2 separate regions of the Homo sapiens genome follow, and region 2 is linked to region 1. Evidence: chromatin loops called from intact Hi-C (ENCODE). Cell type or tissue: B cell. All regions are shown on one strand. Each heading gives the region's core, and the rest is flanking DNA. Links, peaks and the distances in the headings are about the cores only.

Evidence for each region. A loop is a pair of places that touch in the nucleus more often than their neighbours do. Peaks named below come from ENCODE experiments on the same cell type or tissue, not always from the same donor. Only the 100,000 strongest peaks of a DNase experiment are listed, where the experiment ranks them.
Region 2: a loop joins it to region 1, with 12 times the contacts of the local background. A loop is called at or near these places in 45 of 110 quality-filtered maps.

Annotation. Positions count from the first base shown.
Region 1 is chr6:70,099,717-70,116,213 of GRCh38, reverse strand. COL19A1 (collagen type XIX alpha 1 chain) reads right to left here. Exons shown (of 51, transcript NM_001858.6): 16 at 13,992-14,045. Among named protein-coding and RNA genes, the nearest start is that of COL9A1, 200 kb to the left of the region's middle. In B cell, for the core only: CTCF peaks have their summits at 7,546 and 7,748 (motif pointing right); a DNase peak (open chromatin) is centred at 7,773.
Region 2 is chr6:69,723,411-69,739,907 of GRCh38, reverse strand. It overlaps LMBRD1 (LMBR1 domain containing 1), which reads left to right. Exons shown (of 16, transcript NM_018368.4): 7 at 1,893-1,966. Among named protein-coding and RNA genes, the nearest start is that of LMBRD1, 65 kb to the left of the region's middle. In B cell, for the core only: CTCF peaks have their summits at 6,901, 7,102 (motif pointing left), 9,673 and 9,879 (motif pointing right); a DNase peak (open chromatin) is centred at 7,067; H3K27ac peaks cover 1,657 bases.

The DNA.
Region 1 (16,497 bases), core at 4,123-12,122:
TTTAGATTAACCTAAGAATGTGGCTAGTTAATTGAAAGCATAGTTATAGTGAGCTCCAGTTAAGTAGAAAAGAGCTCATGGATGGATTTTTGGACCAGAATTACAACATATAAGTTGTAAAGTAATTCTGGGGGAAAAAATCAATAATGTTCTTTAGATAGAAAATATTGGGGGACTCAATTTCTTTTTTTAAAAAAGACACACATCCTTTTCTCTGTCTTAATATTTACTCAAAATGAAATTTTTTTCAGTGTCTCTTGGGGTTTAATTACATAAATTAAGCAGTTATAATTGTAATGGATTTTTTTTCTGAGAATGCTTCTGTTGAGAATTTTTAGTGACTAAAGGGATACCAACACCTTCTCCCCACCAAAAAAAAAAAAAAAAACAAAACACCAAAAAACAAAACAAAAAAAACAACAACTGCTAGAAACTCTTGAACTATAAAATGTGATTCCTAAAGCCAAGAGCAGATTCAGTGAGTATTTATATTATTCTTACATTTCAATATAGAGACCTCAAGCTCTCATACTTGGGATTAAATGGGTCACCCTAGAGAACATGGGCCACATATAGGTGAAATTTAAAGGTTCCTGGGAGGAGGTCTTTTTCCTTCAAATATCTTGCCTGCTCTCCAGGTTATGCCCAAAATGTCCTAACAAAAGTCTTATTTTTTTTGATGTTAGGTTTTACTGCCAGATCAAATGCAAATGTTCCTGGGAGATATAATACTAAAGGTTCATGTTTTCACAGCTCTGGATAATTCTAAAAGTATTTTCACTTATATTTTCTTGGGTGGTAGGGTAATGTGACTGTAAAATGCATTATCTTATTTGATTCTTATAATAACCAACTGAAGTGGGTAGTATTATATTTTCCATTTAACAGATGGGAAAACCAAGAGATTTTTCCCCAAACCACATGAATGGTAGAACCAAGTCCAAAATCATTCCATTCTAATAGATTCATGTGAATTGTTCATTACATATTTCCCAAGAGCAAGGCGGGTAGGACAGGAAAGGAGAAGAATAAAGGGATGGCCCTTGGGGGCTAAGGACAGGAGAAGACAGTACCAAGTAGGAAAGGGAGGCTGAGGACTCTGCAGACTGCATCTCTGCCTCCACCACCGTTAGGCTGAGGGCTTTCACTTTCTGGAAAGAGGCTTTGAGAAATGACTTGTGAGCCAAGTCTTCAGGTTAACTTGGATTGTAAGTGGTGGGGACTCAAATGGAAATAAGCTCAGGGAAAATTCATGTTTCAGTGCTAATCTGATGGACCTGTTTCATTCATTGGTCAATACAAAAGAATACAGTTATGAAACTTAAATGCTCTCAATTTAAAAGAGATGTTTTCAAGTGTGTTTGTTCACATTGAAAATAGAATCTAATGAGTTTTTCCAGATGATGAATATGTATATGCATATATTTAGGCCAACATTCTTAGATGGATGAAGTTTCTCTATAAAGACTTTAACAGAGGAAAATAGGAAGGAGGGGAGCCAAGCAGATAGAAGAAAAATTTACATGCAGGTGATAATAAAAGAGAAAAAATATCAACCCTTTTGCTTTGGAAATGTCAGTTCCTAAATCCTGGGAAAGAAAGACAAAAATAATGAGAAGATGGCAAATAATGATTAAATGAGGATAATGATAACAAAAATATTAATAAATAACAATAGTTACCCTTTGAAAGTGACAACTGTGTGAGGTACATGCATTATTGCATTTAGCTCTTACAGCAGCCCAGTGAGGTGGTGTTTCCTTATTTTACACATAACAAAAGACTAAATATCTGACTCAAGGTCATATAAATAGTAGACAAGAGCTAGGTTTCAACTCAGGTCTGTCTGACCCCACTGCCTTGATCTTTTAACTCTTTCCCCTAAACCACCTCACAGTGAGAAGGATGATGGGAAAATAAAATACCAATCATCTTAAAGCTGGTTTTTAAACAATCGAGCAGGGCATCGTGTGGTGAAAGATCACAGGATTAATGAGGTATACAATCACTAAGGGCCAAGAAAAGAATGGTCTGAGACTTGGTGTAGACATGCCTTTTGAAAGGGCTGGGCACAGTGGCTAACACCCACAATGCTAGCACTTTGGGAGGCCAAGACGGGCAGATTGCTTGAGCTCAGGAGTTCGAGACCAGCTTGGGCAACATGGTGAAACTCTGTCTCTACTAAAATACAAAAAATTAGCAGGGCATGTTAGCGTGCACCTGTAGTCCCAGCTACTTGGGAAGCTGAGGCAGGAGAATTGCTTGAACCCAGAAGGCAGAGGTTGCAGTTAGCTGAGATCACGCCACTACACTCCAGCCTGAGTGACAGAGCAAGACTCCATCTCCAAAAAAAAAAAAAAAAAAAAAAAAAGAAAGACTTGGATGACAAGAAGAGTCAAGAGGAAAGTGACCAGAATGGGAGAGGGGTAAGGATAAGAGAGAGGAACAACACAGAGACACAAGGAAGTTCAAAATCATGGAGGGCTTCTACTAGAAAGAGAGCAGGAGAAAGAAAGATCAGAGTTAGGCTGAGATGGAAAAGGAAGGAAGTTAACAATCTCAACCAGCATCTTAAATAACTTTTGAGGTTTCAATAATGCCAAATGAAGGGCAAGGAGCCTTCGCGCTTATAAGATGGTGGAAGAAAAGAAAAAATAAATATAGTCAAAGGAGGTGGAATAAAATACTAGCTAATCAAGAGAGTATATTGCTTGGGGATGATTTTGGTGCACAGAAACTCCAAGGAGCATGAAATTGCAGTGGATAACAGTTGTGGGAAAGTTGTCTCACTCAGGGAAAATGAAATATCCTTCACTTAAGACTACAATAGTGCCATTGTATTCTGTTGTGGAGGAGAGATTGTGTATTAGCATTGCAGGAGTCTGAAGAATTTAAGTGATACAGTACAATGGTTTAAGCATTTATCAAGGACATCTTTTGGGAATTTCCCCTACAAAAGATAATAACAGTTTAGTTGGAAGCTGGCAGCGACATGCTTATTCTTGGTGAATGTCTGAAAATTCTGAGCAGTGCTGTGATCCATGATCTTGTCTTGTCTCGCTAGCTTTTCCCCCACCTTGGCATATACTGGCACCATACCTTGAAAGATCTATAGCTCCTAAGTGTCTCAGTCTAAGATATCGCTAGCATCCCTGGTTCACAAGTTCAGAGGCAGTGCGATTAACAGGTGAAGGATTGCAGCAAAGGCAGCTCTGGATGTTGAATGAGAATTTTTCACATCTGCCACTTTGGACATTTTTCAAACTCGTTCCCCCGTGTATTCCAGGAAAGTGTTCACTTGAGCTGGGCTTGTCTGCTTCTGGCCTGCATACTGAGCTGTGTAATTGAGGGAACTCAAGCATAGGCCGTTTATGGTTGTATGAATAAGCAAAATACTCAATATGTGATCTGATTGTCTTCCAAAATTGCACAGTCCCTGGTTTCACTTGTCATTTTGGAACAGAAGTGGGAGGATGAGACTGTGACAGTGAATGCATTCAATGGGCATAATTAACCCATTTCATAAAAGCAGATTTTCTAAATTATGCTAGGAAGCTTGTAGATTTTTTAACACTTTGTTTTCTAAGGCAGAAAAAAATATATTTAAAGGTACTTATTTCCCCAGATATCAACCTAATTGGTGTAAAGCCCACTGCCTTATTGATAGAGTGGGACATTTTGACTGATCTCCATGGCATGATAGTTAGAAAAAAAAAGATTCCTCCCCTAATGCTGCTATTCTGCTTATCCATCCATAAAATGTTTCATACTCATCTCTCCCCAGTATGTCCTGAAAAAGGAAAAATATTATTTGTCAGTGTCCTGCAATATAAGGAGCAGCAGGAATCTTTAGAGTGCCTTGCCACCCACAGATGCAACATCAATGACCCAGTACAAGGTGATAAAAGCCACAGGGGCATGAAAACTAGCAAGGAGGGGAATGTGTGAAACAAATTATTTGTATCCAGTGGTGTCCTCAAAAGATCACCACCAACAAAAACCATACCTTAGGAACAACTGTGCCTCCATCCCCTTGTTTGACCTCAGGAATTTTTCAATATGCCACCAAAATCTGGAGGAAAGATGGCTTACATGGACCCCACAGGCAGCCCACACCTATGAATGCTTTGAGTTTCCATTTACTGTAATTAGGTGATAACATTCATTCTCTTTAAAAGTGTTGGTAGAATGACAACTCTTCCTGAGTTAAGAAAATGCAAGTTTCAAGGCACACTGCTGGGACTTAAGATAACCAGGCTGGTGGCACTAGCTTATACACTGCCAAGTTACATAGAGGCCAAGAGCATGTGCACAATTTGAATAGCTGGGGACATTCTGGGCAGCTCTGGAATAATTGGGTGATTGTGGTCCTCACTTTCAACTCAAATGTGTGATGTTAAGGTCTCTCCCTTATCTATAGGTTGTGCTAATGATAAATCTACAAATGACAATTCTTGGCTCAGCTGAACACCATGGTTATAGACAGTGTGCTCAGGAAAGTTCTAAAAAATAGTTAATAATTTTAGTTTTAAAACACGTGGCCCCATTCCACAAAGGATTTCAGTCAAAGGAGAAGATACTGATGATATCAGCCAGTGAAGAAGTAATCAGTGATATTAACTGTTACTAATCCCATAGAATGTTTTTCCTGCTTCTTAAAATGAATTTGAACTATTCTAAGCATGCTGAAAAGTACAGAAAATAATATAAATTGCAATGAGTCCAAAATCCTATGTTGTCAAATATTAACAATTTTGCGATATTTGCTTTGGGTCTTTCTACTTTTTAATGAATTCATTACAGACATAGCTGAAGACCCTTCAAATCTTATTTTCTGCCAACTTTTCTTCCATGTTTTAGGTCCCCTAGACAATGCTGAAAACTTGTTGCTTCTCTAGTTATATAATTTCCTTCAGTCTTTACTTTGATCATACTAAGCTATAGTTACTGATGTGCAGAGAAAACTGACTGCAAAAATTGAGCTGAGCTCCTTATTCATCAGGACCTAGAATATTCTTATTAAATGAAAATAATCTTTTCTTGCCTACCTCACAAAGATATACAGCAGTAAAATTACATACAGTATGGAGATCCTCTTGGAAACTATATCATCAAATGCAAACTATAAGATTATTTAGGAAACAAATATCCCGTTCTGAAAATTAAGGTTCTAATAAATCTGACTGGCCTTTGACTTCTCAAATCTTAATGTTTACCCAACACAAAGAAATGATGTTGAATCCAGGCACCATCACAACTAATTACAAGTTTGGTGACCACAGATCAAGGATTTCAAATAGTCTGTCTCATCGTTGCTGTAAATAACACATGTCAGTCCAGATGTCTTAATAGTTGGTTTCAAGAACATAATACAAGATGAAACAAGCAGTCAGTGGCTGTACAAATATAATATTTTTTCCACCATAATGTTACCACTATTAGTAAAAAACACAGGAAGTCAGAAAGTGACTAATAATGTCCTACTGCTGCTGTCCGTAGGGAGAGAAAAAGAGAAATAATTAGAAAATAAAACCTGAGAGCCAGTTTTCAAAATCTCAACCTGATATCCCCAGCTGCCTCACATGCATGTCTATGTATTCTGTGGTCACACAAGGTGACACTGGAATTTTAGCAATGTTGGGAACAGCTGTTTTGTCTGGGACCATTACCCCCATGAGGGACAAGTGGCAATAAACATGATTAACTAGCCATGTCTCCATTTTATAGGTCTTATGTGTCTATATTTTTAAATCTGAGAAAGTGTCATCTTACTTTTTTTTAAGAAATGAAATTCCTATTCCCATTGACTCAAATAAATTGTTAGGTTCATTTTCTCTGAAGATATTACATTGCACAGACTTTAGTCATTTAACAGAAGAGATTGTGGTTCTCTTGCTGAAAGGAAAACTGAGCAACATGACTAAGCCCTGATCAGTTCAAGCTTCTAGAAGGGATGTTAAGAATTTGAATTGGATTCCCATTGATACATGATGAGCTTCAAAATGCATGTAGTCACATTCAAGGTATTCTGAGGGTATTTTAACAAGTGATCAAATGTTTCACTGAGACAGTTTTTGTCATCTGCTTTATTCAGCAGTCCAAAAATGTGTTTTGGGACACTAAATTGTTTTAGAGGTGGGTCCTGCTATATGCTGAAAATAATAACTTTCCTTTCAGTTTTCAGTGCATAGTAAATAAAGTTGGAGACGGAAGATACTCAAGTTGAGAACAGCGATGGATAAGGGGGCACAAGTGCCGGAAGGCACTTAGTTCTATGGCGTTTTGAGGGTATGTATTTTCATTGCCCCAACTGTTCAACTGACTCAACCTATAGCCTATCAGAAAGGAAACATCAGATTTAGCTGTGGGGAAAAAGAAAAGACTTAGATGTGATGAAATTCTCCATCTCTAATGACCAAAGTGATATCCAGTGGATTCAGACAAGACTGAAATTAAATGGGCTACAATCAAACCTTTGTCAATTTTGTTTTCTTTCAGCAAACAAGCCTATTCCCCGTCCACTCAAAGACTAAAGATAATGGGCTAAAAACAATATTACCTTCAGAATAATTTATTTGAATCAGTAGGAACAGTAATTTCATCACATAAAAAAATCAAACCGCTGCAGATACACACACACACACACACACACACACACACACACACACACACTTACAAAACGGAGATGTAACTGGTTATTTCATGGCTACGTGTATCTCTCCACTTGCCCCCCAACCCTTCTTTTCCATTCTTATAAGGCCCTATATGATGAAGCCATTCAGCTCCCAAATCTTTTCTGGCACTATTCTTTTCTTAGCTCCTTTATGTTTATTGAATACATCAAGCTTTTCCCCACCTGAAGCTCTTTGCAAGTCCTGATATTTCTGTTTGGAAAGTTCTTGCTCTGGCCCTTACATGGCCAGCTCCTTCTCAAGGAATGTCTTCTGCTCAGAGACACCTCCCTGGACCACCTCAATTAGATGGTAATGAGAAGAACATCTCCTCCTTCCAAATCATTATCACATTACCCAGTTTATTCCCCCCATAGCACCTCACTCTAAACCGAAATTGTTTTGTCTATTTATTTAACTGCTTATTAACCATTGGTGTACTGCCTCACCACAGACAGTAAGTTATAAAGAAAGGTAGAGACCTTATCTGTAGTTTGTTGTTGCTTTGTGTTTTTAACCACTGTATATTCAATGTTTGTAATAGTGATTAACACATAGTAGATAGGCCATAAGTATTTGTTTAGTAAATAAATTAAATTTTACACCCTAAATTTACTCTTTTAATTGTGCAAACTGATGTATAATTGTAACTTTCAGGACTGTGCAATGATTCATGCTTTAAAGGTAGAAGAAGTTCTACACTGAAGTTAAAATTAAAATAGAAACATGAATGTACATGTTTCAAATCAGACTTGTTTTAGAAAAGAAGCATATGTTTTGTTGGAGTAAGCTCCCAAAAATTAATGCTGCAGAGTTTTATTGGTATTGTACAATAGAAGGGCATTTTAGAGATCCATGAAGTAGGTATGGATTTTTACCTCAAAAGAGCATCAAGTTGACATTGAAAATGACTGCTGATGAAATAGCACTTATATTTAAATTTCAAGGTAAGCATAAATGTAACAAAATCCTGAAAATAATTTTTTAAAAATCATATGGATTTATAAGCTTCAAACATCGAAAAATTTCCATTCCTCTGACATCCTTCAAAGAGCTATTGTCATTCTTTGACTAGAGCTTTTCCTATGGAAACAGTAGATGGAGCTGTTGCCCCATGTTACAAAATTTTTTGAATTTCTGTTTTCAACTGAAATTGCTATGCACACAAATGTGACAAATGGAGCCCACTGCTCAATTCTCATACTGCAATAATGAAACAATGCATAAAAACAATACCAGAAGAAAAAAAGAAAGAAAATAAAAAGTCTTGCCTGTAGCAGAAGAAATAATAACACAATTTTAAATTAGTGTGGTTTTTAATAAACGCTTTTTCCAGTAATGATGAATGAGAAGTAAAGTTAATGTCAAATGGATGGGCTAATACCTACTTCCTTTAATGGCTCATTAGTTAAATTCTCCTACTTTCTCTCCTGCTCCGCCTCATTTCCAGCTGCTTTCCTCTCTTTTCTAAAGGAACTGAAAACCAGAATACTTTGAAATAAACAAAGGCATTCCAAGTCTTGAGACTTTCCAAGTCTCATTATCATAACATAAGTCTATTACTTTCCACTGCTTATGCTACTCAGATAACTGGAAGGTTTTTAAAAAAGACAAGCTTTTATTGGAGTGTGAGGAAGGACAGTTGAGACTTAGAGAACATCACAACTAATAAAATGCAACAGCTCAGATGGTAAAGGAACAAGCCCCACAAGCAAGGAAGAGGCTGTAAATCTCGGGAGAAAAAACATCACTGACTCTTTAGACCTGGTTGTTATTGTTACCTAATTGGGAATAACTTTTGGATCTCTTCATGACGTATCTAGAATAAGTGTGACATATGCAAAGTGATCTTTTATTTCAGCAATTCATTGATAGACATTCAAATTTCTGTTAACTAGATTTTTGGAGAACTGTAAAGAGAGAAAAGAAGTGTTGGTTTAATTACTGATTGAAGACAATCTCTTCTCTCTACAGTGTGAATGGGTGTTCAGAATAATAACAGTGGAACTAAGATACATTTAGATAGAGCTTTACATTTAGAAGAAAGTTCTTTCATATCAATGACATTGGGCTCTTGTAGCCACTGTGGGAAAAAGTAGGTGGGGTAGGTGCTATTATTTCAAATTTACAGAAAAGAAAATGGAGACAAGGAAACATTAAGAAAATTGTTCCAGGACAAGCTAGTGAGGAGAAGGACTAAGTTCCTCACCGCCATCCTATGCTATCCTATACCATCTCGCTGTCTGGAGTCAGGATAGTGCCATTGATTGCAACGGAAAACTCAAACATTGTTCTAGGTATGATGTTTGAGGAAGAATAATCTTAGTTGAACTGTAAACTAGAAGCTTGTCTTTCACACCTGAAGTCTGGCAGAATAAAGGTTTAGGGATCAGTTCCTGTGTTTCAGTTCTGTCTTCACTGCTTGTGTCATCTTGGGTAAGTTACTTGACATTTCCAAGTATCATTTACCCCATTATAAAATGAAGATAATTTCTACTTTTCAAGATAGTTGTAAGGATTCCCTAAGACACTGGAAATACAGTACTTAATGCAGAGCTCGTGATGGTAATACATTCTCCTGGTCTGCTTCATCCCTCTTTCCTCTGAACCTGTTTCCTCAGGAGTTAGTGCTATTTCCTTCCCGAGGGAGATGCTTAGCCCTCTCATACTGAAAAACTGTTCTCAGTCGTAATCTTTATGTATTGAAATAAATCCAAGAGATCTCTATGTAATAGTTTCCCTCCAATGAAGAATATTCGCTTAGGACAAGATAGCAGAAGTTACATGGGACACTTTGGGAGCTTTTTCCTTTGTATAGGTAAGATCAGCTCTGGTTTTTAACAAGGAATTGGACAAATACTTTACAAAAATACATTGTAGCTAGCTCTGTTAACCAGGTTAGTCACTGTTCAATGACAAGCACTCTGATTAAGAATAGTTTCATTATATGCATATTGCATGTGTATAAATTTCAAATAAGTCCTAAAGACACAAAAAGTTGCTATTGAATAATAGTTAAGCTAAATTGGAGTGATATACATGACTTTCCATGAAACACTGATTCACAAAGATAATTTAATAATGTTAGTTTAATAAAACTAGTGTTAGTAAATTTTCCATTATTAGAAATCTTTTTTCCCTAGGAGATATAATGTCTCAGGGGACAAAACGTTGTCCTCTTACACACACACACACACACACACACACACACACGCACACACTTAGCTATTTGTCAGAAATTATTTTGGTAAACAAGTTGTCCTTTTGGTACAAACATTTTGTAAGAAACTGAGAATATACTAATTTGGCTTCAGAACAAATAATCAAGTAGAAGGACTGGTTAAAACACTTTATTTGAATTGCTTCAGGCCATTGGGGACTTAGAGTCCCTTCAATTCAAGATTTTTAAAGTCTTCACTGACACTCCCCCGAATAACAACACTATGTTTGATTTCAGAAACATCTTAAACCCCCAAAGGGAAGAACATTTTCTTATAAAGTATGCTGTTATTAAAAAAATAAAAAAATCATGCCTCCTGGTAATTCCTATTCCTTTGTTCTTTGCAGACAATCATGCTGACTAGAATAAAGTCTCCCTCCAACTTTCCTAAAGACTAATTGCTCAAACATAATGTTTAAATGATATAAAATATTCACTTATTTGAGGGATATTACATAGTATTTAATTACTGTTTGACAAGAGACAAAATTAAAATTTTTTAAAAAATACATTTCACATTTTCATAAGATATTCTAACACATGCTTCAGGATTCTCACATACTGGCCACTGGGGCGAGGTATATACTAACTCCAGTAACAATTAGAAAAACTGTAGATCCTACCAACCCGTCTCTTGTTCTCTTCTTGACTTCCTTCTTGCTATAAAGTAAGATGCATGTCATAAAGGGTTCAATGTTGGAAAAGAAATATAAATGAAAAACAATAATGTTTTGATCTAAAAATGTCCACAATTAAGGGGGAACATCTCTTAAGCTATTTGTAAATTGTAATAAAATACAAATAGCTCCCTGGGAAATCCTAAGAGATAACAAGTGCTCTGCTGATACTTTAAAAATAGTGAATACTGGCCAGGCACGGTGGCTCACACCTGTAATCCCAGCACTTTGGGAGGCTGAGGCGAGTGGATCACGAGGTCAAGAGATCGAGACCATCCTGGCCAACATGGTAAAACCCTGTCTCTACTAAAAATACAAAAATTGGCTGGGCGTGGTGGTGCGCAGCTGTAGTCCCAGCTACTCGGGAGGCTGAGGCTGGAGAATTGCTTGAATCTGGGAGGCAGAGGGTGCAGTGAGCCGAGATCATGCCACCAAAGTAAACACTTTGTCTTCTGCATAGATTTTTTCCTAATTTTTCTAACAAATTGGGTATTTTATTATATTTAAAAAGTTAATAAACCATTTTTTTCAAATATTATGTTCCCAGGATTTAATGAACACTGTGTGTCAGACCCATAGCTGAGTTTAAGTTCTAAATCTATATTTGAAATAAAAATAAGCACCTCTCTCCCCCAAACACTCTGGCAACAAACTAAAGTCTGCGGAATTGAATATTATAAATCCTATCATACAGTCACATGTTTTTTAATCTTCTGAATTCTTCAGTAAACTCATTTGATCTATAGTTGAGAACTCATTCCAGAATTCGGTGTAATCCTCTTCTCTCCTACACATTTGGCAAGCTTGTCATAAAGGCCTTCAACATTCAAATTCCTCCTTTGAGACAACAATTAGCCTGTCTTAAAAGCAGCATCATAGGTTTAGAAAACTACACGAAGGTCTAATCTTGCCTGTTAGCATTCACCAGCTTTTCTTCTTTAAAGCATGAAACAATTATTTTAAAGATCTTACAATGTGTTCTCTGTTTTGCCTAAAACTTTGAAATAAAAATCAACAAAACTGATGCCTTTAAAAGACTAGATTCTAGCATACTGATATGGTTTGGCTCTGCGTCCCCAACCAAATCTCATGTTAAATTGTAGTCTTCAGTGCTGGGGGAGGAACCTGGTGGGAGGTGATTGGGTCAAGAGGGTGGTTTCTAATGGTTTAGCACTATCCCCCTAGTGCTGTCTTGTGAGTGAGTTCTCACGAGATTAGGTTGCTTAAAAGTGCACTTCCCGCTTCACACTCGCTCTTTCCTGCTGCCATGTGAAGATGTGCTTGCTTCCCCTTCTCCCTTCTGCCATGACTGTAAGTTTCCTGAGACCTTCCCAGTCATGCCTCCTGAACAACCTGTGGAACTGTGAGTCAATTAAGCCTCTTTTCTTTATAAGTTACCCAGTCTCAGGTAGTTCTTCATAGCAGTATGAGAATGGACTAATGCAGACACCCAGCTCATGCTTCCTCACCCCCTCATTCCCCCAATGTGCTTTTATATAACAAATATCAATTGGCACCAATGCATTGTTAATAGGACAATCCACTAGAATGGCTAAAGTGAAATGAAATCAATGACAGGACAGCAATCATGTTCATTTTTGGCAGGTGAGCACATCCTAAGAGATTCCTAGGGTACTGGGTTGAGGCCCTCTAGTGGTGGTGCAGGGTGTTTTTGGTCTTTAGGTCACTTACCTGGTTTTAATTTTTTCGTCTACAAAATATATTCATTTGTTACTCAGTCATTAAATAAACAATAATCACATGCTATAGGCTAGAGACTGTTCTAAGCAATGGTGAGAAAATAGAGGTTCAAAAAAGTCACAGTGCAGTGGTCAGACAGATGAGGAAAATAAGAGTCCAAAGTAACATGCCGTGTCTGTCCGAGGTGTAAGATACAGGACCATGGGAGGAAACCTCAAATGCTGAGAGCACTGGCAAAGCTTCTATAGGAGAAATGTTTGAGCTGAGTCATGAAGATAGAGAGAAGCATATATAGGCCTACTGGAGAACATTTGCAAGTGATGGCATTTTTGAAATAGTAAGCGAAGATTACTGATTACAAAAGAAGGAAGGGCATAGAGGAGGATAGGCCAAGGCAGGTAAAAGGCAAACCATGAAGGGCCCAGAATGGCATGTAGAGGATGTGGAATCCATCTTTCTTGAAGAAAAAAGAAGCGATTGAGGAATTTAAAATCAAATAGTTTTAAGCTTTTAGAGAATTTTAAGCCATCCAAGCCCACCTAGATGCTGTCATGATTTAGAGGTTTTGCTCCACTTGGAGAAGGTAGAGGCAATGAGACCAGCTCTCAGATGACTTCAAAAATATAGGTTCAAATTGACAGAGGTCTAAACTAAGGCCGTTGACAGTGAAGACGGAGAGGATTTGTGGGCTACTGGGATGTAGAACTGATATGATTTAGAGACTGTTTAGATGAAGAGGATGAAGAACAAAAAAATCTAGGATTATTTTTAGAGATTAGTTTTGGACATTATACTTTTGTGGTAGCTAGGAGACTTCCAAGTGGAGATACTAAAAAATAAAGGAATGTACCAGCCTGGGACTCAGCAACAATGTCTGGGTTGAAATAAAAAACTGGCATTCATTAATCCATCCAACATGTAGGGGGTAGAAGAAAAGCTGTTAATGGAGACAAAAAGATGGCCCCAGGCATAGGAGAAAAAAACCCAATGTTGCTAAACCAACAGAATAGGGAGTTTCAAGGAGAGAGCAGTCAATAGTATACATTTCTGTGTAGCAGTAAAGTAAGAAGAAGCCTGAAAAGTGCTCAGGGAATCTGCAATGCAGAGATTGTTGGTGACCACAGAGAGTGCAGTGTCAGTGGAGCAGCTTGGACACAAACCAGACTCTCATAGGCTGCAGAGTTACCAGAACTACAAGAAATTGAATATTTTTTTTTTCTAGAAGCTTGGGGTAAAGGATCCAGATAAGCTAACTGGTTAGATGATCTTTATAGCACTTTTTACCAAATCATGAAATTATACTAACAAAATAGTTTCATATCAAGAAAAGTGGATATGCTTCCCCAGATGTCTGATTTTCTAACAGCCTGGATGTTAAGAAATCTAGAAGATGGTGTTCAGGTAGGTTCAGAACAGGATTCATCTATCTGGACACTTGGCTTGGGATGTTCAAGCAGACACTACTGTTATTGCCATTTGTGTAATAAAGAAGTGGGTGAGGTGTATGGACAATTACCAGCCTCCCTCATCTCTTGGTTTGTGGTGATGATGGAGTTAGGAATATAGAGAGTATGAACTACTCATCCAAATGCTGAAACCAGTCATTCTAAACAGTAGAATAAAGGAAATCATTATCTACAGGGGAGTAAAATAATCCTTAGGTAAACACACAGACATAAAGACAGACTCTTTAAAGGGACAGTCATTGTATTGTTTACTCACAGGTGGTCCTGGGGGTCCTGGTTTTCCGGGAGGTCCTGTTTTCCCTCGTCTTCCCTTGAAACCAAAGAAGAATAGATGATAAATACTGTGACTCCATTATATTTTAATATCAAACAATATTAAATGGGAATATTGAAGACAGTAAAAATGAACAGAAAGTTAAGAAACAATTCCAATTCCACATGACTTTTAAATATCAATTTTAAAAGCTGTGGGCCAATTTTTAAGGACCATAATGAGAAGTATAGTACCTGAAATGAATAAACCTTAACTTTTATCAGCAGCCCTTTAAATGCTATCTACCTTGGTTCTTTAGCAAAGTAATATAAAGTATATGAAAGATGGTCTAAGATGGGTATTTTATCTGATGATTCTGTGGTTTCGGATGCAATAACAAGTACATCTGTCATCTTATGTTGGTGTTGTCCAAGAGGGGTCTGAATTCTAATTTTGTATGAGTTATTTGAGGGTGAGTTTGGGTGTTAAACATGCATATTCCTGGACTTCATCCTAGAATTCACGGTTTAGAATCCCGGGGGTCGGAGCCACGAATCTGCATTTTTAAAACTACTTCAGATAATTTTTATGCTCACTAAAATTTGGAAAGCACTGCCCTAAGCCCTATTGTAATTACATATACTGAATGAAGCACATTAGCTCTTTTCTTCCCTTTAGATGGTTAAGCTGTTTTTATAAGTGAAGTAAAATGTATAATTCTTGCATGTTAATCTTCATGATTACAACCAAATATTAACTCTCCCAAGTTCACAACTAGCTAAATTCCAATCGCAAGATGTTGTGCTAACCTCTCTAAGTACCCGTGAATCTAATAACATTTAAAAAGCATTTCATTATTTATTATAAAATTATTTTCTTAAACATTTTTTATTTTTTAAATTTTTAAAAGAGGGAAGTGAGCTTAGGTATTGAAAGCATACATTTTGAATGAGAAGCATTTATGAGCATATGTTTTCTAAATATGGTCACTCTATTTCATTGTTACTAACAATTCTATTTGATTATCACATTGGTAAACTGTCTGTACATATTAAGCCTTATTGATACTTATAAAGTAAAGATATTAGGTTGATCTTTTCAATGCTTTTTTGGGGGAGAATTATAAGTGTAGGCACAGAAAGGCCCATTTTATTCACCAATTTTCTTGCTCTGAAAATGTCAGGCAAAGTTGCCTGATTCCTCTGATTTTCATCTAGTCTTGAAGTGGGGTAGGAGGTCTAAATGCCAGTTGAAACAGTAGAGTAAGTTTTCAGAGATAAACAAGCAAATACAATGCTGGGATTGGATGAGAAATGTGTCCATTGTTCCTGAAGGGAAATTAGGTGATACCATCAAAGACTTTATATGAAAACAGCAGCCTTTTCTATAAATAGCCCTAGTTAACATCTACAGAACAGATTTAAAATTTTTTAAAAATTAAAAACATAGGCTAGGCATGGTGGCTCACAACTGTAATCCCAGCACTTTGGGAGGCCGAGGCAGGCGGATCACCTGAGGTCAGGCCAACATGGAGAAACCTCATTTCTACTAAAAATACAAAAAAAATTAGCCAGGCATGGTGGTATGTGCCTGTAATCCCAGCCACTCTGGAGGCAGAATTGCTTGAACACGGGAGAATTGCACTCCAGCCTGGGAGACAGAGACTCTGTCTCAAAAAAAAAAAAAAAAAAAATTAAAAACACAAATATAATTATTAATAGTAGTGTTTTCTCTTATCTTTCATTTTATAGATCTAAACCATGCAGTTCTTTTGGAGGATTGTAAGATTGAAATGAACATATAATTTAATATTCTCTATACTTAAAACAAGTTATACACATGTACACCATGTTCTAGTCTTGCAGTTTACATTTTCTGAAAATCAGTATATTTGGTCTTTTAGTAAATATAAGTAAATTCGCCTCTGAGGACTAATCAATGATAAAAAGTTTACTTAGAAAGTGGAAACACTGTAATTTATTAATTCACAACAACACAAAGAAACTAAATCAATGGTATCTAGGTAAGTGATTGGTTCTTTCCTTAAGCATACATTAGGTTGAGGTAAGTTAAAACCATAGGATCAACTTTAGTTTACATTCCCCTTTCTTCAAAGGAGTCATGTATATTGATTTGGGCAGGAAGCGGGGAAAATGAAGCTGACTGTTGATTAACTTTTATCGCAGAGTTAATGTTGAAACAAACCAAATGTCAGATATTGTAACATAACATTGGCATGTGTTAAGATGAGGAGTAAAAAGCATCCAAGATTCAGGATATGGTGAGGGCAAGCATCCAGATTCCTGCACTTCACTGCTGATTTCAGCCAGCCTTGCCATTGTCAGAGTGTCAGAGTGTCAGTGTGCATGCTGGAAGAGGGCAGAGAGAAGGCTGATTTTGCCGAGTGGACATGCAGGTAAAATATTTTTGGGGGTTGCTAAGTAATTGGAACATATTGTGTGCACACAACTTTGGCCAGCACATATTTTCACATTAAATGTAGTTTCTA
Region 2 (16,497 bases), core at 3,964-11,963, 380 kb after region 1:
TCTCGAACTCCTGACCTTGTGATCCGCCCACCTTGGCCTCCCAAAGTGCTGGGATTACAGGCATGAGCCACTGCACCCGGCCTATATAACCTTTTTTAAAAAAAATGCTTTATATGTAGTAAAATGTGTAGATCTTATGATACATGTATATAGTCATTGTAACTGATTGCAGTCAAGGTGTAGAACACATCCATCACTCCAGCAATTTTTTCGCAGTATTCCATTCAGTTAATATCATCTCCCATGAGAGGCACCATTGTTATAATTTCTGCCACTATATATTAGTTATATTAGTTTTACTTTTTTTGAATATTGTAAGTAGAATTCTGATTCCATTTATTAATGATTCTTTTTTGTGTATACCTGGCATCTTTCATGAAATAATGTTGTGAAATTCATTTGTATTAGTAGTTCCTTTTTATTGCAGCAGAGTAATGCATTTTATGACTATACTACAACTTGTTTACAATAGGATTTATTTATTATATCATAAAGATATATGCAGCCAGATCATAGACCCCCTAATATATAAAGAGAATGCATCTTCAGGTATCTTCAGCACACATTTATTCATCTTTTACCCAAATGGGAATAATTAATAATGATCAATTTTGAGTTATTTGGTTCAGATGATTTTGACTATTAGTAATATTAACATTTCGATTGGCCAAATATGTCAGCATGTCTATTTTACCATTTCTAAGACACATAATTTTTCAGATTTTTACATCGCTGTTTTGGAGATACATTTTACAAGTGATAGTACCTTAAAATTATCAGCCAGATGTCAGACCCCTCCTAGTTGTATAAACACCTTCTCATGATACTTCTGGTATGATCAGTAAAGTAACAGCATCAAAATGTCTTTGATTTGATAAAAAGTAGTTTTAAAAAATTAAGGCTTAAAAATTTGCCTTGCGTGATTGTGAATTTGTTAATAATATGCCTTCTTTATGTGTTATACAAAACTGAGACATGAGTTTTAAGATGATAGATCATTATAATTTTATTAGTACTCATAAAAGATTAATGTCAATACATTAAATTAATCAAAACTTTGTATTTGATTCCACAGGACTTGCATTTAAACTCGCTCAATACAGGCCTAATAGGACCTGTATTAAAACTGGAAAAAGTGTTGCTCCTAAGAATATTCAAATTTGCATAGTATTTTATTACATAATTTGATATATTTATGTGAAAGTGTCATTCCTGCCCCTCACTCTTTGACCTTCCTTTAGATAATTTCCTAAATCCAATGCGTTAGCATAGTATTTTGTGTGTGTGTGTGTGTGTGTGTGTGTGTGTATTTTTAAACCTATTTTCTCGTTGTGTTTGCTTTTATTTTTCTGCCAAGTAGGCAAGCTTGTCCTTTCAAGTTAAAAAGTGAAATAAATCTTTAATTAAGATTTTAGTTTTTGATTATCTATTAAGAACCAATTTGAAAATTAAGAACAAAGAAACTGGAAGTCTCAAGACTGAGGGGAGAAGGGAGAAAGAGTCAAGGTCAGTGGCTTTCCTATGAAATGTTATTTCTCAGGGTCTGCCATTGAGAAAGGCCATGTGATCTTTTTAATCACCTTTTGAGCATCTGATATTTTGCTGATCTCTTTTTGGGCCCAATAATTAGCCAGTAATTTTCCTCTTAATTTTAAGACGTGAAGGAAAGAAAATCTCAGCTAGTCAGAAAGATTTTTTACAAATCAATTTTTAAAGAGTCCTTTAGAAACTCTTTTCTCCACTTGGAGTTAGCACTTCAAGAATACGGTAATACATATTGGTTTTTATTTCTTCAAAATGTGTAAGCAGCTCAGCTTTCTATGTTGATTTGCTAAATATAAGGATTTGAGTAGTATATATGTACATTTTTAACAGTTTTTCTTTCTTCACAGATGGTTTAGCTGCATTGTCATTTTCTATCAGTTCTCTGACCTTGATTGGAATGTTGGCAGCTATAACTTACACAGTAAGTGAAATGGGGATAATTGAGTTAAAATTGCCTTATAAAACAATTTTTTTACCTTAGTAATTTATTAAACTTTATTCTGTTTTCCTTTATAATATTTTGATTCTTTTTCAATTTTTCTTCAGTTTTCTTTACTTAAGGGTAAAATTTTAACTACTTAGCCATCATCATTTTAGCTGTATTTGTGCAATTTCATAATCAGAAATTTTATAACTTATGAACCTTGAAGGTGGTTATATACTGTTATAATAATCTATGCTTATAAATCTATATAATAGATTTATAATACCTGATATGCTTATAAATCTATATGCCTATAGATTTATAAGCATATTAATAGATTTATAATATAAGCATATAATATATAATATAAGCATATTAATAGATTTATAAGCATATTAGAACTCTGAACCATAGACCATATCTATTACTGGTTTTGCAGATTTACTCTACTTGGGGATATAGGGCTTTTAAAATCAGATATTTTATATAACTTGATACTTCTCTTTTATATGAAATCTGTTCTTATACTCCCAGACTTTTTTCCCCTCAGTCTTCCTGGAAGTGGTAAGGTGTGAATTATAAATGACTGACCAAGTTGTATACAGACTTCTCTTTGAGTCTTTTGCTCACATTGTAGATAAAAAGCTAGTAATAAATGCTTCTTTATTACCTATCTTGAGAGTTGTATAAGCAGCATTAATATTATCTGGAACCTTTCAGATTAATGAAGTTTATGTTGAAGCACTCTTAATTCTTGCAAAGATGAAAATTCTGGTTACAAAGGAAACATTTTTGGGTATTTTCTTAAGATGTCTTCCTTTAGACATAAAGGAAATGGCTATTATCGTAAGAGCAGAATTTAGTTTTGTCACATGATCATTCACGTGCCATAATGTATAATAAAAGAACCCCAAAAGACATACATTTCAATATCTTACAGGTGCTTACTTGGGTACTCAGTTTTATTATTCATTGAAATTTTTGTGTTTTTATGTGATACCACATAAGGAACTTGTCATCTAATATCATTGGGTGATTATCCTTCTATCTCACAGAATGTACAGCATAGTAGTTGTCTTTTAAGAAGTAGTCACAAGTTAATAACAAATTAGGAATTAGACCTGGATTTTAACTGCTATTATTCTGTGACTGATCTGCTATGCTAATCTTGGGTTTGTCCTTTAACCTTTCTGGATCAGTGTCTTCCCTATTAAATGGAAATAGAAAATGTTCCACAGGGATTTTTGAAGGTCAAATGATACTATTTGTAAAAGTGCTTTGAAACCTTTAGAGAAATGAGGATATAGCAATCAATGAAACATAAGTCAGGAGAAAAAAATAGAGAGAAATTCAGTATGTAATGTCAATGTCAAGAACTATGAAGGACCTAGGATATTTACCCTACTTGTAACCTGCCAGTTTTGTGGATGACAACTGAAGATGTAAGACTTCTACTCACAGCAATAGCAGTAGCCATAGGATCAACTTTTTTGTGTGTTGGTTCCCGGAGTCCCAGTTCCCTTAGGGCAATGGGGAGAGAACTAGATGAGACCTGCACATAATAGAGTGTATTGTAGAAGAGGAACCCTGAGCTTAGGGAAGCTGAATCTTTTATAATGGATGGTAAGCATGCCTGTCCTTTGCTCCAGGGAAAGATATTTTCTGCATCTACCAAGACTATTTGCTATACAAAGATCTTTGAAAAGATAGTACAGAAAAAAAAAGTGGTGGGTCGGCGGAGGGGGGGTCAATTAGCTCCTGGCTTGCAAAATATGCAGAAATGAAAGATGCGTGGAGATGTGTCTCCCAGTGGTCAATTGGTAGATACTATGAGGAAAAATAAGGCAGCATAAGTAGATAGACAGTAGTAGAGGCTGAGACTACTGTAAAGATCAGGAATAGTTTCTAACATCTGAACAGAGACCTGAATGAAGTGAAAGTAAGCCATGACAGAAGAGTAAGTGTGAGGATCCTGAGGTGGGCACATACATGCTATATTCAGATACTAGCAAGGAGGCAAAGCCATTGTGGCTGGAATTCAGTTGACAAGGGGGAGTAGTAAAAGTTTCATTGAGAGGTAGCAAGAGGCCATGTCATGTGAGCTTTATAGTCCACAGTTAGGGTTTTGAAGTTTATACTGATTGAGTTTTGAAGCCCCTGGAAGTTTTTAAATGGAAAAGGCATGGGCTCTGACAAACATTTTAACAGTATCACTCTGGTGGCTCCGAATTAAATAAGCTATGAGGGTAGCGAGTGGGAGTGGAGAAAATAAGATGTTACTAAAACTATTTGAAAGAGAGCTTCTTTGTAGGAATGATATTATTGGAAAGAAACATTTTAAACTAATATTTTATATTTAAATGGAAACTTTGAAAATTATTTAAATCAATTAAACTGACATAGTATTCATACTGAATTGGTTAAGCTATCCTTAAAAGAACTTCACTTTTCTAGAATACAGCAGGTCCTCAAATAACATCTTTTTTTTTTTTTTTATGTTGTTTTCCTATAATGTTGATGTGAAAAAAGAACAGTTTCTGGCTAGGGCCACTGTGTGGAGTTTGCATGTTGTTTCCATGTCTGCGTGGGTTTTCTCTGGGTACTCTGGTTTCCTCCCACATTCCCAAGATGTGCGTATTAGGTGAATTGGTATGTCTGAAATTGTGCCAGTAGGAGTTAGTGTAGGTATGTGTGAGTGCACCCTGCAGTTGGAATGGCATCCTGTCCAGTGTTGGTTCCTGCCTTGCAACCTGAGCTAGTGGGATAGGCTCCAGCCACCCGTGACCCTGAACTAAGAATAAGTGGCTTGGAAAATGAATGAGCAAATGAATGCAAATTATTGTAAAATAAAAATTCATGAAGTATACTACATACAAGTGCATAACAATAATTGCAATACAAAAGCGTTCAGCTAGCCCAACACTGTTGTTTCTTTGTTTTTGTTTTTGAACTGTGTGGTGGTAGGAGGAGCTCTTTATAATTTTCACTTTGCAAACATTTATTCCTTAATTTAACCCACTATGACCACAACCATCGTCACTCACTAATTCACCAAAAGTTGAGTATTTTGTTTTTATTAATCTTTCCTAAATGTATGTAGAGCTTACATTTATTTCAGTATTTAATATTAGAAGTGCTTTGAATCTTTATTTAGAAGTTTGGTGATGTTCTTGTGACCAGAAATATGCAATAGGAAGTTAGCTTTTGTTTACGTCAATTAGTCTGTAGTAAAATTGGTTTTGTTGCCAGGCACAATGGCTCACGCCTGTAATCCCAGCCCTTTCGGAGACCGAGGTGGGCGGGTCACCTGAGGTCAGGAGTTTGAGACCAGCCTGGCTAACATGGTAAAACCCCATCTCTACTGAAAATACAAAAATTAGCCGGGCTTAGTGGTGGGCTCCTGTAATCGCAGGTACTCGGGAGACTGAGGCAGGAGAATCGCTTGAATTCGGCAGGCAGAGGTTGCAGTGAGCCGAGATTGCGCCATTTCACTCCAGCCTGGGAGACAAGAGCAAGACTCCGTCTCAAAAAAAAAAAAAAATTGGTTTTGTTATACATCCTTTCACTTAAAGTCCCAGTTTCCAAGAATCCATTGATGACGTTATGTGATGATTTACTGTATAGAGGGCTGGGCTGAAGGATATTGATAAAACAACCAGAGGACCTTATAATGGGATTGAGGGTGGGAACCAGGAACACATAGAAGAGTTGCTAAATAGGTAGAGAGGGGCCACTTAAGGCCTAAGGCCAAGGGAGAGATTCCGATGTAACAGCCCACTAAGATCCAACTTCCTAGCAGTTATTGGTTTTCTTTAAGCAGCATAAACAATAAAATTATAATAATTGGTGTGGAGAGGCTGAAATGTGGATCTCAAGTCCATGGGCCTCCTGACCTACTTTCCCATCTAAATTTCTTCATCTTTATAGTGGTATGATATTTAAGTAATAAAGTAGTGAGGATTTAATTAAATAATCCACCAAGTCTTGGAATCTACTGGCCACTTAATAGTCACTATTAGCTTAAACAGTTGAATATTCACAGTTTCATATGGTTCAAACTATAGTTCCCACCTCTTTCCTCTCTCAGTGAAAATAAACCAAATGCAAAAAGCAGTTGTATCATGATCAGTGAGAATGTTTCTTATTCAAAGGTAAGTCAAAAAGGCATTCATAATTGAATGGTGGTTAGTTGGGGTTGGGGGAGTGTGGATAGAGAGATAATATCATTCGAATAGCACTACAAGTACTCAAAGCTCAGGTTTTGCTGCCAAGCCATGATTTGGCCAGTTTTAATACCTGTGGTGTATAGAGGGAGGGGAAGAGGAAGGTAGATGATACCCTGTTCAAGAGGGGCATCATGGTGTGTATAGCTGAGCTCTGGTCATGAATGTTGAGTTTGTTTAAAATCTATTACCTGATCCCAAGCTTCCCCATCTGTAAAAATGAGCCAATAATACTTACCGAAATTTTAGTAAAAATTCAGTGAAAACCAACAATTTATAGATATGTGGTTTTATTGTAGATAGGTAGTTAAATAGTATAATTATCATATTTGCTTGTAGTTGGGATACAAAGTTTTCTCCTAACTTACCTTGGAAAAGGTTGAGAACTGGACTTTCCTTGTGGCACCTTGAAAGAGGGTATAGAAAATATGCATGAGGACTAGAATAGGTTTAATCTTAATTAAAGTACCCAGAGTGGGAAATTAATACTTGAGTACTTTGACCCTAAATATAATATGAAATGTAAAAATCATGTTTGTTATGGAATTTGTAACTGAATTTTTTTTTTGTATTGAGGCTAGAGAAATTTTTTTATCTTATGTGTCAGTCAAGTGTGAATTTCTTAGTTATGTATTATTGTTTATTTTTGAAACTAGTTGATTATTTAAATTTTACTGATTCTGACTACTGTACCCTGTATTAATCAATGCCAAATAATTGGACAGTGAGCTTTAGGAGAAGGAGGTCAAACAGCATATTAGTTTGCCTATTATTTTAAGCTTACATTGAAAGGGAATTGATACTTACTAAATTTAAAAAAGTAAAACTTAACAGGCACGGATATATATGTAGATATTCTAATTTTTTGGTGCCACCAAGTGGGGAAATGTTGAATAATGATGTCTTCAGCAAAATGTATCGTATGGACCAGTGAACTGCCTATAGAAGCAGTGACTGCTAAATTGTTTACTATATACCTCTATCCATAAAACTTTAAATATGTCCACCAGGATATTTATGATTATAAATACATATTTACATATTATTATGCTAATCTTTGTACATTTAATGTAAAATATAAACTAATAGGTTAAAGAACATTAAAGTGATAAAGATTCAAATATAGAAATAAAACATTTAATATTTTCTTCTTGTACCCATCAAATGTTGGTTTGCCTCCATGTCTTAGTTCAGGTCAGTATAACAGATGTACCATAGACTGGGTGGCTCAAACAACAAACATTTATTTCTCATGGTTCTAGAGACTGGGAAGTACAACATCAAGGTGTCTGGTGTCTGGTGAGGGCCCTCTTCCTTGATTTGCAGTTGGCTGTCTTCTCATTCTATGCTCATATGATAAAGAGCAGGGAGAGAGAGGAAGCAAGCTCTATTGTGACCCTTCTTATAAGGGCATTAATCTTATTTATAAGGGATTCACCCTCATGACTCAGTTATCTCTTGAAAACTCCACCTACAAATATCACACTGGGGATTAGATTTCAACATACGAATTTTAGGGGAAAACAAACATTCAGTTCATGTTACAACACCTTATGAATCACAGCAGTGGTTCTCAATAATATTTAGAGAAAGAAATTCCCTTTAAAAGTCAAATTTCTCAGCCTATGTGATAGCATATTTCACTGAATATATGCTACCGATTGTAAGGTGCACCGTTACTTTATGTGTCACTATAAGGAAAAATCTGACAAGTTTTTCTTAATCATTTATAATCTTTGTTTTATATTTAGTGAGTGAGATTTGTTGGATTTGTCTGCATTCATAACAAGGAAAATATGAAATGAAAGGCGTTCCTAAAACTTTATATTTGGAGTGTGAGAATTCTATATCACTTTTTGAATTGGTTATTGATGTTCATGTTTTACTATACGACACAGATGGTTTTTGACTTACAGTGGAGTTACATTCTGTTAAATCCATCGTAAGTTGAAAATATTTTCAGTTTGAAAATGCATTTAATACACCTAAACTACTGAATATCATAGCTTAGTTTAGCCTATCTGAACATAATAGCTTAGTTTAGCTTATCTTAAACTTGCTCAGAACACTTACATTAGCTTACAGTTGCACAAAATTATCTAACACCAAGCCTATTTTACAATAAAATATCAAATATTTTCTTATGTAATTTATTGACTACTGTACTGAAAGTAAAAAAGAATGGTCTCATACCATCACAAAGTATGAAAATCCTAAGTTGAACCATTGTGACATGGGAACCAACTGTATTGTCTTTTATTTTTATTGATACATAATAGGTATACACATTTTCCAGGTACATGTGATAGTCTGAGGTGTTCATATAATGTGTAATGATCAAATCAGGGTAATTGGAATATCCATCACCTTAAACATTTATCTTTATGCCAGGAATATCTGAATTATTCTCTTCTAGCTATTTGGAAATATACAATAGATTATTGTTGACTGTAGTCACCCTACTGATCTATTGAACACTAGGTTGTATTTTGTCTATTTAACTGTACTTTTGTACCCATTAATCAAGCCTCTCTTCATCTCCCCTCCCTACTCCCTACCCTTAACGGCCTCTACTCTTTTAGTCATTAGTTGTAGTCACTGTGTTAGGTGAAATAAGCTGGACTCAGAAAGACAAGTTTCACATGTTTTCGCTCATACACAGAAGCTAAAAAAGTGTATTGTCTTTTATGCTATCAAGAGAATTGATGTGCAGCTTTTCTTGTGTGTTCTATTCTTATCTCTGGGATTTTCTTCGAAGCTGCCAACACACCTATCCTGTAAATTTAAGATGTTTTGCTGTTGTTTCTTGTCTTGCCATATAGAAGGGAATCCTTTTGCATATACCTAAGCAGAAAAATGCTTCTCTTTTGGATATCTTCCTTTCTTAAGCTTATGAAGCACTTGACTGTTGCTTTTTAAGAAAATACAGAATTATGCCCATTATTCTAATGAATATTTTCTTTACTACCGATGCATCTTCATTCTCTTTCTCCTGACTTACACATTAACTTTTTGCTTTAATGTCAAATCATATTATCTTTTAAGACATAAGTGGCAATTAAACTCAATAATTGTACCAAGAATGCATGTAATTCAACTGAAGTGACTGTAATGTAACTTGCTGTGACCAAATTTGTGAATGTGCATGTAGCGACAACTATGTCATGGCTTCTGCCTAGCCTTCAATTATATGATGCCTTCAATTTTTAGATGCATCCAAATTTCACTGATATTAAATGTAAGAAAATATATACGTCTTAGACTCAGTGAATACTTAAAAGGAAAGTCTTGAGTACCTGTGTTGTTTCATTAATCATAATAACATGTACATCTTTGAATAATAGATTTCACAAATATGTGGAAGACATTTATTAAGTCTACAGGTAGTATTTAGTGTTGACCCTTTACAATAATCTAAGGCCTGCAGAGTTGGAAACCAGCATTCCAGATAAAGGAGAGAGATATGTAAAGAAAACGTGCCCTTCTAAACTGAGCGGTAAAAGAAGTTATTAGGAATGTAGTTTGTATATATTATTTTAAAACATTTTAGTTTTCAAATACAGTTGGTGATTTATTCTTGGAAGTCAAAATAAATTTGGAGACAATTAGGGCCAACCTATTAATAGAAGCATTTTAAACTATACAATCTCTTTAGTTTTCTGATTTTTTTTTCTGGAAATTCACTAGAGGGCAGTAGTAAGTAATAAAAGTTTTGTGTTTCTGAAAAGGATAGCCTTTTTGTACATTAAAAAAAAAGTCTGAAGTGAAGTTCGTGAAGTTCAAAAGATTGTTGTTTAAAGACCTTAAAAGTTATAATGTTTTATATAAGGTCTATGTCAAGCTTATCATAATCTAAATATTGTAGTTAAATTTCCTGATAATTATTGAAAATGCAGTCCAAAAACAAGCTAAAAGCTTGGTAACCAAACGATGGCACCTTTCTTCTACGTTGTCTTCGGACAATTAAAAATTTAAAAATAGTGTTTTGTTCTGGTCTTATGTTACCGCAAGTTGTTACCAGAAACTTTTTTATTTTATAAAATATTTTAAATTAAGCTATTTAGAAATTCAGTTCAGCTCTTCTAATAAGTATATCAATTCCATTTAAGGAAATAACTTTGTGTGAATTAAGAGCTGTCTCTTCCTAAAAGCTTATTGGTCAATTATTATCTTCTTGGAGAAATTATTTTATTAATTTAATAATAAATGTTTGTTCTTGAAACAAAGGTAGGAGGAAAAAGAATTGGGACTTAGTCATTACATACCAGATAGTCTACTGTAGTTGTTATTAGTCTGGCCTAGAAATCTGTTCAGCCAAGTTTGGCAGATCTAGTGATAAAACAAATGTGCAGATGAATAATGTTAATATACCTATGCGTTATAATTGAGTTATAAGCAAGGGACATTTACAAGTCAGGGAAGGTTTCTCAGACGTATTGTAATTAAACCGAGACCTGAAGGGCATTAACAGTTGTTAATGAAATAAGATGAGAAGGTGGGCATTCTAGATGAGGGCACTACATGGAATAAAATGTGTATGTTGGACAAAGCCTAAAGTAGCATAAAATTGTAGTGTTTTAAGAACTATGAACAATTCAGAAGCATGAGATAAAGTTAACAAGTTGGTAGGGATCAGGTCATGAAGTGCTTTATATGTAGAATTACATTAATTAGAGTCTTTTCCCAATACCAACCAATAATTGTACCTTTCATAAAAAAAAAATAGCAAAACAACTTTTTAAAACAATTTTATATGTTCATATACATATAGAGGTTGGGAACAAGTAGAATTGCTCTGGTTAAAGTAGCAGCAGATTCCTGCATGGCTAGCTGCCTTATCTTCTGTAGTGGCCCTAGTGGCACCTTTCCAGATTCCTAGGAACTCATACCAGAATGCTTTGAAAAATACATTTATTAGTCCTGTAGAATCTTAAAGGATGTTAATTAGAGGAATGACATATATTGACTTGGGTATTAGAGTGAGATCACTTTAGAAACAGTGTAGAAGATGGATTTGTAGAAATTGAGACCAGCAGACCAGTTTAGGATAATTCAGAAGGCCTTGTGTTTGACAGTAGACTGTAAATAAGGGCCATGTTGTTAATACTGACTAGAGCAAAAGGTTCCTTGGGAAACAGTATCGAGTACTGCAGTTAGTGCATTCAGGGAACCTAATCCATCCAACACAGAATAACAAGCATTGAGGACAAATAGGCCTAGATTGGAGGTGGTTGAGGGGACAGGGAAACATACCTGCATATAAGCTGGGCTTAGCAAAATATTGCCATGGCATTTTGTTGTAAAAAGCAACATTCTTTTGGATTATGAAAATAATATGAATGATGTGGTTTGGCTGTCTGTCTCTACCCAAATCTCATGTTGAATTGTGATCCCGAGTGTCGGCGGTGTGGCCTGGTGGGAAGTGATTGGATCATCGGGGTAGTGTCTAATGGTTTAGCACCATCCTCGTAGTACTGTCTTGGGATAGAGTTCTCACGAGATCTGGGTGTTTAAAAATCTGTAGCACCTCCCACTTCACTCTCTTCTTCCTGCTCCAGCAACATATAACGTGCTGGCTTCCCCCTTGCCTTCTGCGACAATTATAAGTTTCCTGAGGTGTCCCTAACCATGCTTCCTGTACAGTTGGTGGAATCGTGAGCCAATTAAACCTCTTTTCTTTATAAATTACCCAGTCTCAGGTAGTTCTTTATAGCAATGTGAGAACGGACTAATACAATGAGTAATGAGAATTGGTAAATAATCATATAATACTATATATTAATCAGAGTCTTAAATTATTCTGTTACTTTTTATCAATAATGTTTAAAGAATATGGAAGTACTAGAATAACCAAATTAAATAGGTTAAAATGATAATAAGGATAGGAAAATCCTATAAGGAAATGTTAAAGGAACTATCAGGTACTTTAGTTCCCATAGGCTTTATTCTTTGTATTTTTCAATGTTTTGAGGATATATAATTTAATATTAAAAATATAAACGAGATGCTTTTAATTTTAAAAAATATATTTAGAGGGTGCAAGTGCAGTTTTCTGACATGCATATATTGCATTGTGGTGAAGTCTAGGCTTTTAGTGTAGCCATCACCCAAATTGTGAATGTTGTACCCAGTAGGTAACTTTTCAACTTTACAATATACATTTTAAACCCAATTATATATTTTTCCTTTTATATTTCACCAAAGTATACATTTTGAAAGTATACATTTGATAAAAATTGAGGTAATTAGAGGGAAATTACTCTACAGGTTGAGTATCCCTCCCTAATCTGAAAATCCAAAATCTGAAAGCTTTCAAAATTTGAAACTTTGAGCTCAAAAGAAATGTTCCTTGGAACACTTTTAAAAATTATTTTTAATTTTCGTGGGTACGTAGTAGCTGTATAGATGGAGTACATATTTTGGTATAGGCATGCAATGCATAATAATCACATCATGGCAAATTCGGTATCTCTTCTGTCAAGCATTTATATACTTTGTGTTACAAACAGTCCAATTATATTCTTTTAGTTACTTAATTTAATTTAATTATTTACTTTTGAGACAGAGTTTCACTCTGTTACCAGGCTGGAGTGCAGTGGCGCGATCTCAACTCCCTGCAACCTCCACTACCCGGGTTCAAGAAATTCCGTCTCCTGCCTCAGCCTCCCGAGTAGCTGGGACAACAGGTGCTTGCCACCACACCCGGCTCATTTTTTGCATTTTTAGTAGAGATGGGATTTCACCATGTTGACCAGGCTGTTCTCAAACTCCTAACCTCAAGTGATCCACTCGCCTCAGCCTCCCAAAGTGTTGGGATTACAGGCATGTGCCACCTTGCCCAGCCAGTTATTTTAAAATGTACAACGAAATTATTATTGACTATAGTTCACCTGTTGTGCTTTCAAATACTGGGTCTTACTCATTTTTTTTTTTTTTTTGTACCTAGTAACCATCCTTACCTGCCTCCCACTGCCTCACTACCCTTCCCAGCCTCTAGTAACCATCCTTCAATTCTCTGTTTCCACGAGTTCAATTGTTTTGATTTTTAGATCCTACAAATAAGTCAGAACATGTGATGTTTGTCTTTCTGTGCCTAGTTTATTTCACTTAGCATAATGACCTCCAGTTCTATCCATGCTGTTGCAAATGACAGAATCTTACTCTTCTTATGGCTGAATAGTACTCCATTGTATATATGTACCACATTTTCTTTATCCATTCATCTGTTGATGGACACTTAGGTTGTTTCCAAATCTTGGCTGTTGTAAACAGTGCTGCAACAAACATGGGAGTGCAGATATCTCTTTGATATATGGATCTCCTTTCTTTTGAGTATGTGCCAAATAGTGGGATTGCTAGATCATATAGTAGCTCTATTTTTAGTTTTTTGAGGAACCTCCAAACTATTCTCTGTAGTGGTTGTACTAATTTACATTCCCACCAACAGTGTACAAGGGTTCCCTTTTCTCCACATCTTCACCAGCATTTGTTGTTGCCTGACTTTTAGATAAAAGCCCTTTTAATCAGAGTGAAATGATAATCTCAGTTTTGATTTGCATTTCTCCGATGATCAGTGATGTTGAGCACCTTTTCATTTGTCTGTCATTTGTATGTCTATTTTAAGAAATGTTTATACCAATCTTTGGCCCACTTTTTAATATGGTTATTAGGCTTTTTTCTGTAGAGTTGTTTGAGCTCCTTATATATTTTGGTTATTAATCACTTGTCATATGGTAGTTTGCAAATATTTTCTCCCATTCTGTGCCTTGTCTCCTAATTGTGTTGACTGTTCCCTTTACTGTGCAGAAGCTTTTTAGCTTGATGTAATCCCATTTGTCATTTTTTGCTTTGGTTGCCTGTACTTCTAAGGTATTACTTAAGAAGCTTTATCCAGACCAATGTCCTGGAGAATTTCTCCAATGTTTTCTTGAAGTCGTTTCATAGTATGAGGTCTTTGATCTTAGGTCTTCAATTCATTTTGATTTGATTTTTGTATGTGGCAAGAGATAGGGGTCTAGATTCATTCTTCTACATATGGATATCCAGTTTCCCTGGCACTGTTTATTGAAGAAGCCGTCTTTTCCTCAATGCATGTTCTTGGCACCTTTGTCAAGAATGAGTTTACCATAGGTGTGTAGATTTGTTTGTGGGTTCTCTATTCTGTTCCATTGGTCCGTGTGTCTGTTTTTATGCCAGTACCATGCTGTTTTAGTTACTATAGCTCTGTAATAGAATTTAAAGTCAGGTAATATGATTCCTCCAGTTTTGTTCTTTTTGCTCAGGATAGCTTTGGTATTCTGGGTCTTTGGGATTCTGTATACACTTTAGGTGTGTGTTTTGTGTGTGTGTGTGTGTGTGTGTGTGTGTGTGTGTGTGAAGATTGTCATTGCTATTTCGATAGGGATTGCATTGAATCTGTAGGTTGCTTTGAGTAGTATGGACATTTTAACAATATTGACTCTTCCAATCCATGAACATGGAATATTTCTTCATTTTTTTGGTGTCTTCCTCATTCATCAGTATTTTATAGTTTTCATTGCAGTGATCTTTCACTTTTTTGGTTAAGTTAATTCCTAGTTATTTAATTTTATTTGGGGCTATTGTAAATGGGCTTACTTTTTTAAATTTATTTTTCTGATTGTTCACTGTTGGCATATAGAAATGCTACTGATTTTTTGTATGTTGATTTTGTATCCTGCAACTTTACTGAATTTGCTTGTCAGTTATAATAGTTTTTTGGTGGAGTCTTTAAGTTTTTCCAAATATAAAATTATATCATTGCAAACAAAGGTAGTTTGACTTTTTCCTTTCCAGTTTATATGCCCTTTCTTTCTTTGTCTTGTCTGATTGCCCCAGCTAGGACTTTCATGTTGAATAGCAGTGTTGAAAGTGAGCATCCTTGTCTTGCTCCAGAACTAAGAAGAAAGGCTTTCAGTTTTTCACCATTCAATGTGATACTAGCTGTGGACCTCACATATATGGCTTTTATTACATTGAGGTATATTCCTTCTATACTCAGTTTTTTGAGGGTTTTTATCTTGAAAGGATGTTGAACATTATCAAATGCTTTTTCAGCATCAATTGAAATGATCATGTGGTTTTCATCCTTCATTCTCTTGATATGATGTATTACAACGATTGATTAGAAAGATCATTCATTATGACCAAGTGGGATTTATCCCTGAGGTGCAAGGGATGGTTCAACAAATACAAATCAAATGAACCATCCCTTGCATCTCAGGGATAAATCCCACTTGGTCATAATGAATGATCTTTCTGATGTTGAATTTGGTTTGCTAATATATGGTAGGGGTTTTTGTATGAATATTCATGAATATTGGCCTGTAGTGTTTTTTTTTTTTTTTTTAAATGTGTCTTTGGTTTTGGTATCAGGGTCTTATAGAATGAAACTAGAACTATTTCCTCCTCCTCCGTATTTTGGAGCAGTTTGAGTAGGACTGATATTAGTTCTTCATTAAATGTTTGATAGAATTCGGCAGTGGATCAGCAGTAGGTCCTGGGCTTTCCTTTATTGGGAGGCTTTTAATTACAGTTTTGATCTTGTTACTCGTTACTTATTACTGGTCTGTTCAGGATTTGGATTTCTTCATGGTTCAAGTTTGGTAGGTTGTATGTGTCTATGAATTTATCCATTTCTTTTATATTTTCCAATTTGTTGGCATATAATTAGTTGTTCATAGTAGCCACTAATGATCCTTTGAATTTCTGTGGTATCAGTTGTAATGTTTCCATTTTCATCTTTTATTTTATTTATTTGGGTTCTGTCTTTTTCTTAGTCTGGCTAAAGGTTTGTCAATTTTTTCTTTTTAAAAAACCAACTTTTTGTTTCATCTATCTTTTTTATTGTTTTATTCCAAATTCATTTATTTCTGCTCTGATCTTTATTTCTTTCCTTCTCCTAATTTTGGGTATGGTTTTTTCTTTATTTTTCATTTCTTTAAAATGCGTCATTACAGTATTTGTTTGAAGTTTTTCTTCTTTTTTGATTTAGGCACTTAGAGCTGTAATTTTCCCTCTTACTGCTACTTTCGCTGTATCCTGTAGGTTTTGGTATGTTGTATTTCCATTATCATTTGTTTCCAGAACTCTTTCAATTTCTTTTTTAATTTCTTCATTGACCCACTGGTCATTTAGGAGCATATTGTTTAATTTCCATGTGTTTGTATAGTTCTCTAAATTCCTTTTGTTACTGATTTGTAGCTTTGTTCCATTGTGGTCAGAGAAGATGCTTGATATTATTTCAATTTTTGTGAATGTGTTAAGATTTGTTTTATAACCTAACAT